Linked DNA regions of Mus musculus: region 2 is linked to region 1. The links are chromatin contacts, found by Hi-C or POLR2A ChIA-PET in ENCODE. All regions are on one chromosome and are shown on one strand. The core of a region is the stretch at or near the end of the contact, and the rest is flanking DNA. Distances in the headings are between cores, read along the strand shown.

Evidence for each region. Hi-C counts contacts between places; a loop is a spot of excess contacts on that map. ChIA-PET counts read pairs that join two places held with the same protein, here RNA polymerase II (POLR2A).
Region 2: a map of T-helper 17 cell shows a loop between it and region 1 (2.1-fold over the local background). The contact joins the enhancer-like site here to the promoter of Banp in region 1. A Hi-C loop is called at or near these places in 1 of 37 maps with a recorded cell type or tissue (T-helper 17 cell). POLR2A ChIA-PET finds 5 or more read pairs at or near these places in 4 of 5 experiments (Patski and embryonic stem cell).

Annotation. Positions count from the first base shown.
Region 1 is chr8:121,949,125-121,952,066 of GRCm38, reverse strand. It overlaps Banp (BTG3 associated nuclear protein), which reads right to left and starts at 1,575. Exons shown (of 14, transcript NM_016812.4): 1 at 1,419-1,575. It overlaps Gm27011 (predicted gene, 27011), which reads left to right and starts at 1,422. Exons shown (of 1, transcript NR_169031.1): 1 at 1,422-2,389.
Region 2 is chr8:121,897,129-121,900,070 of GRCm38, reverse strand. The region is part of intron 1 of Slc7a5 (solute carrier family 7 (cationic amino acid transporter, y+ system), member 5); the gene reads left to right. Among named protein-coding and RNA genes, the nearest start is that of Slc7a5, 9.1 kb to the left of the region's middle. Within about 2 kb of position 1,495, at least 1 of the 3 ENCODE cell types and tissues checked has a DNase peak (open chromatin) inside an H3K27ac peak, as active enhancers do.

The sequences.
Region 1 (2,942 bases), core at 326-2,825:
TTCGTTTTTCAAGACAAGGTTTCTCTGTGTAGTTCTGGCTGTCCTAGAACTCACTCTGTAGAGCAGGATGGTGTCAGACTTAAGAGATCCGCCTGCCTCTGCCTCCCAAGTGCTGGGGCTAGAGGTGTGTACCTCTCTATGCCCTGCTCAGAAACTACAATTCTGATGGTGGATTCGCCGGCCCCCTCCCCGAGATAGGGGAGGTTGCCTATGTAAACACTATGTAAACGAGGTTGCCTCAAACTGGCAAAGATCCACCTGCCTCTGTCTCCTAAGTGCTTGGAATTAAAAGTCCTGCGCCACTGGGGTGAAAGATAAACTGAAGTTCTTTCCTGGAATGAAAATCAAAAAGGAATAGAAAGATAAAGAAACTCAAGTAGTGTGCCCAAATGGGGCGGGGGTGGGGGGGAGGGCGACAAACTCTCTAACGACTTTAAGAAAGGCTCTTGGGACAATCTCCCAGCGCTCGAGGACACGCCTACCGAGCATACCTGCGAAGGGCAGACCTGTTCCAATGCCAAGAAGACCTTAGGCCGGTCCAGGGAGGAAACAGTTACCAGAAAGGAAGTCCTTGGCAGAGGCTCCCTGGGGACTCAAGAAGAAAGCTGACTGAAACACTGCGTCCTGAGCTGACCAGGCGTGCAGCGAAAGAAAGACCTCGGGACCTACCTGCACCCGCCTAAAGCGTCCCCAACCCAGATTAGAAGAAAGGCAGAGAGGAGGTAGAGGGAAGCCGGAGGTTCCACACTATCTCCGAGAAGTTACAATGTCACCAGGAGCAGAGAAACAAAGGCCACCACAAGTAACAAGGAAAAAAAAGAGCCAGGCTGTGCGGGACGGGGACGTGACGCTAGGTGGGGAAGCGAGCACCAGTCTCGGCCCCGATGTCAACAGAGAGCAGAGCAGAGGCGGGCGGACGCGCCAACCAGGGCGAAGTCACCCGGTTACCGGGGCATAGCGCCAACAACGGCCGGGAGATGGGGCCACCTAGGCGGCGGGGCGGCGCGCGGGGCCCGGGCGCAGCGCGCGAGGCTCAGTCCTGAGAGACTTGGGCGGCCGAGCCAGGGCCACAGCGCCCGCGCGCCGAGCCCGTGACAGGAGCGCCGGGCGCGGGCCCGGGAGGCGCCGAGGCCCCGGAGCCGAACGCACGCGAGCACGGCCGCCGGGCCTCGGCCGCTCGCCCGCTCGCTCGCTCGCTTCCCGGGTCCCGCAGCCCCGGCGGGTGGAGGCGCGGAGGCGACGCGCGGACATCCCGCGGCCCGCCGGCCCCCGCCCAGCCCGGCGTGCGGCCCCGTGGCCGTTGGCGACGGTTGGCGGCGGGGCGGGGCGGGGGCGGCCGGAGATCTCGCTCTCGCTCTCGCTCTCGCCCCGCGGGAAGGGGGAGTGGAGGCGCGACCGGCTGCGGGAGCTGCAATTACCGTGTGGGCTGCGGAATTCTCGTGGTGTTTGTCGGGGAGCTGCGATAATGGCGTCCGTCCTCGCGAGAGAAGCAGCCGCTCTGCGCAGGCGCCGCGAGCGCCTCCCCACGGCCTGCGCCCCGCCCTCAGCGCAGGCTCCCTGGGCTCCCGGCTCAAGGGCGGGGCCGGTCGGGAAGGGGGCGGGGCCTGCTCTGGGCGCCTCTGGCGCGCGCTTTCGCCGACGGACTCCAACGAGCATGCGCAGTTGTCCTCCCCTGCTCCGAGAGTTGACTCGCTGGGCCCTTACTTCCCCATCTCACGTCCATGTTACTTGCTAAAGCAGTAAATCCTCCAGTGTTCAATCTGAGGAATGTACGTCCTCTTTGATGGGTGTGAACACACTAACGCTGCCCTGACGACTACAAATCCCAGTGTGCGCTGTGTGTGGCACGATGCGTCCTGGGACTGGTAGTCTCTGCGGCCATGATTTGCCTGCTGGGATTTGTAGTCCATCCGGATTCTGGCTGCCCCATGCCTTCCCTGCCCTGAGGGCTGCTGGGACTTGTAGTGTCAGCGGCTCAAATGGGCTGTACGCTCCCAAACCCGTCCTACCTACTCTACCTGGCATCGGTCTCAGACGTTCCGGGCTCGTTCAGTGGCATTGTCTGGAAAGTTGCCTGACTTCCTTATGGACAAGCTGGTCGTGGGGACACTGTCACTGTGATAGAGATTATATGTGACATGCTTACGTATCATGCAATAGGAGCTATGCAGCATCGATGTGCATTTGTTGCCAGAAATGCCACTAATGGTTCTCTGCACCTGGTCTGTCGTCAGTGTTCCTTTCCAGGCTGTCCCCTTCTGCATGTTCGCAGTGAGCAATCCTACAAACCGGGATTACAGGAGTTATTTTCACTTAGAAAACTAAACAAAACAAAAACCTGTTTCCTGCCCGTTCCCCTGTGCCGATAATAAAGCCATGACTCAGTGCAGCTACCAGCTGGGCAACCTTGGGACAGCCCTTCTAAACCACTGTGCTCTGTCTGGGGTTTGATCCTGTGCCACTTTACCTCAGGATTGTCTTGAAGATTTCAACCTAGAACTGTGCTGTTAAAATGAGACCTGCTGGGCAGTGGTGGCGCACACCTTTAATCCCAGCACTTGGAAGGTAAAGGCAGCCAGATTTCTGAGTTCGAGCCAGCCCAATCTACAGAGTGAGTTCCAGGACAGCCAGAGTTATACAGAGAAGCCCTGTCTCATTTGGGGAAAAAAAAAAAAAAAAAAAAAAAAGCACTGACTGCTCTTCCAGAGGTCCTGAGTTCAAACCCCAGGAACTACATGATGGCTCACAACCATCTGTAATGGGAACCCAATGCCCTCTTCTGGTGTGTCTGAAGACAGTGACAGTGTACCCACATACATGAAATAAATAAATAAATCTTTAAAATAAAAAGAAAGAAAGCTAAGCCCAGAGGAACTACGAGGAACTTGGCCAGAAACTCTTAGAGAGTTGTACTATCTCCTCCCACCGCCCCTCAATTGGGC
Region 2 (2,942 bases), core at 246-2,745, 52 kb after region 1:
GGAACCTGAAACACCCAGACTTTAAGGAGTAAGGAAGTACTACTGATGTCGGGAGTCCTGGGTCCATCAGGGAATCCCTGCGTGTGCTGACTGACTCGATTCAGATGGAGCTAGGATCACCTCCAGACAGGTCATCTAAGCCCACCCAGGCTCAGGCCTTCGTCCAATCAGTGGGCCAAGGATAGATGCACCCTGGGGGACCAGTCATGCTTCCTGGAACCAGTGAAGCCACCAGCCACTTGCTCTACCCTGCCCCAGGAGGCCTGGGAGACTTGGTGGGAGAGTGTGGGCAGCACCAGCCCCATGAGTTTCTACCTCCTGCCCATTGTACTGAGGCAGCAGCTCCGGCCGTCACATTTGGCCCTTTAGGGAAGAGATTCTGGTGCCTGCTCAGCCATGGGTCAGGTGGTATCAGGGTGAGCCTAGGACTTCTCCCATGGCCCGAGCACTGTTTTGCTGACCCAGCCAGACAGTAAAGGGTCTCTCCAGCACTCTGAAGTGTGAGCCGTGGAGCCTGAGTGTCCCCATGCAGGTGGCTAGGGATGAGAACTAACCTTGTGAAGAACATCACTATTAGGCCCGTGGGCCAAGGGCCTGACCTGCATAGCTATCTGCACCCAGGATGAGGCTCTGGGCTTTTTATCTCACAGGTCCAGCTGTTAGCCAGCACAGCCACATTTATCTATTGGTGTCACGTGGGGAACCCCCAAAAGGACCAGCCTTTCGCCTCCTACGCTAAGGCCAGGCTATCCCCTTGTCACGGCACAGTCCTGCTGGCTTTGTCTTTGGTGGGGAGACAGTGACGAGGTGGTGGATTGTCTGGGTAGGGAACTGAGGTTCCTTCCGGTCGGTCTTCTGACCGCCTCTCATGACAGTGTCTCGAGAAGGCCAGAAGCCCCTGGACCCAGATGAATTCATTCATTTATTTCAGATTGTTTGGTTTTGAAAGCGGGGCTGCGGGGCATAATAATCCCTTGTCCGCTTGTTCCCGAGTCAGTGCGCATTACCGGTTTACCACCTGCTCTGGCTTTTATAAGAGACTTGAAAGTATAGAGTCTCTTTTGTTCTGTCTTCTTCTGATGTCAGAGGAGAAGTCGTCAGCTAGGAAGAAGTTCAACCCCAGTTGCCGAGGCCCGTGCTGGCCCTTCTCTGTCCACTTGGCCTGCAGTCTGGGATCAGACCTGGTTTTGGCAGGAGAGAAGCTGGCTTGGCCCAGACAGGGCAGGGTATTAGAGTAGCAGAGGGGCCCACTGGGACAGTGAGGATAGTGGTTCAATACACTGCTCCCTTCTGAGAGGTTTAGAGGGGCACCTCCTACAGGGCGACTCAGCAGAGGCACAGTTCCTGGAGCCCAGAGCAGTGTCATACTTTCCCTTAGAGACCACAGCTGTCAAGGCTGAGGCTGTAGGCTTTGGGCTTAGCCACACCCCTCCTGCTGGCTCACCCCAGCCAAATGGGATCTGGCTAGTGATGCAATCTGCCAGCCTCTTGCACACCAGAAGGGTGTGTGGGGAGGCGGGATCAAGGGAGGCTCGGCTGCTCTGCAAGTTTCTTTGTCAGTACCTATAAGGAAATGTGGGACTGTCTAAGGAAAGCTGTCAGATTGGTGACCTGTGGGGGAAGGGACAAGGGCGATGGGGGAAGCCTCTCAGGGGGTGGGGGCCTGTGTTCATCCCACAGTCTCCTCTTACTCCTTTACTCTGGGAGACATGGGAGTTTTCAAGCAAGTCACTGCGGTACAGCGGCAGCAACTGCAGTAGCAGCTACACAGGCAAGGGAGCTTTCTCTAGTCTAGTCACAGCCGGTGTTACATCAGCCGGAGCTATAAAGAGGGAGGTGACTCAGTGCAAATGAGTGTTCTGGCTTCCTGGAGGTAAAGCAACTGCTGTAGCCTCCATCACCAGCACCAGGGAGTCTTCCTGCTTCCCTTCCACCTGAAGTTTGCCATGGCCAGATAATTAATGCAGATTCCTGTCTTTGTGGTCTGTTCACCAAACTGCATCATGACATATAATTAGTCTGGCTGCCTGGCATCTGCGAGGCCTGAGTCGGCACAGCCTTTGTGGGAGCTGCTCCCTCTACATCCTGGAGAAGTCGGGATTCTGGTAAACTGGGGCCACTCAGGCTGTACTGGTTAATGTTTGACCAAGGCAAGCCAGGAACTCCCCTCCCCCATAGTGGAGGCTCTCTAGCTCTCTTGGGGCTAGAGCTGAGGAAGCTGGGGGCTCTAGTATGGGGACCCAGCTGCTACCAAGGTGGCGAGGTAGGTGTGCTCACTGGTTTTACAGTGTTTTCATTTATGTTTACACAGAGTACAGTGTTAAAACCCAGTTCCTCACTCCACAGACAACTGCATACACTTGTCAAGGTCTCAGGGTTCCTTTAGGGGACCAGGCAGCACTGGTAATTGCTTCCTGCAGCCCCCCTGGTACCCTGGGTCCCTGAGGCCCTGCCTTCACACTGTGTGGTTCAGTTGCTCAGTTGTCTACAAAATATTACCTGTGGTTCATGTTTAATATATGCTGATCAAATGGCAGTGCAGTGGGACATGTTGCTGTTTTGTCATGCCCTGAGCCCACCTGCAACCGCTTGTGAGAGCACCTGTTCCCCTCGGTTCCCACCTGCAGCCGCACGTGAGAGCACCTGTTCCCCTCGGTTTCCACCTGCAGCCGCACATGAGAGCACCTGTTCCCCTCGGTTTCCACCTGCAGCTGGTGCCCACCTTGCCCCATTGTTCCCCTCTCGGCTTATCAGATTCACACAGACAAGGTGCCTCCCTGCTTTCACCAAGCCTGGGAAAGGTTGTCTTTGAGGAGAGGTCACCTTACTGTTCACAGTGCTGTGCTTGACCCTAGCGCTTGCTGTCCCAGGATTAGGGGCCATCCCCCAGGCTGCTTGAATTTCACTTGAGTCTGCACTTCCACAGAGTGGATACACACAGG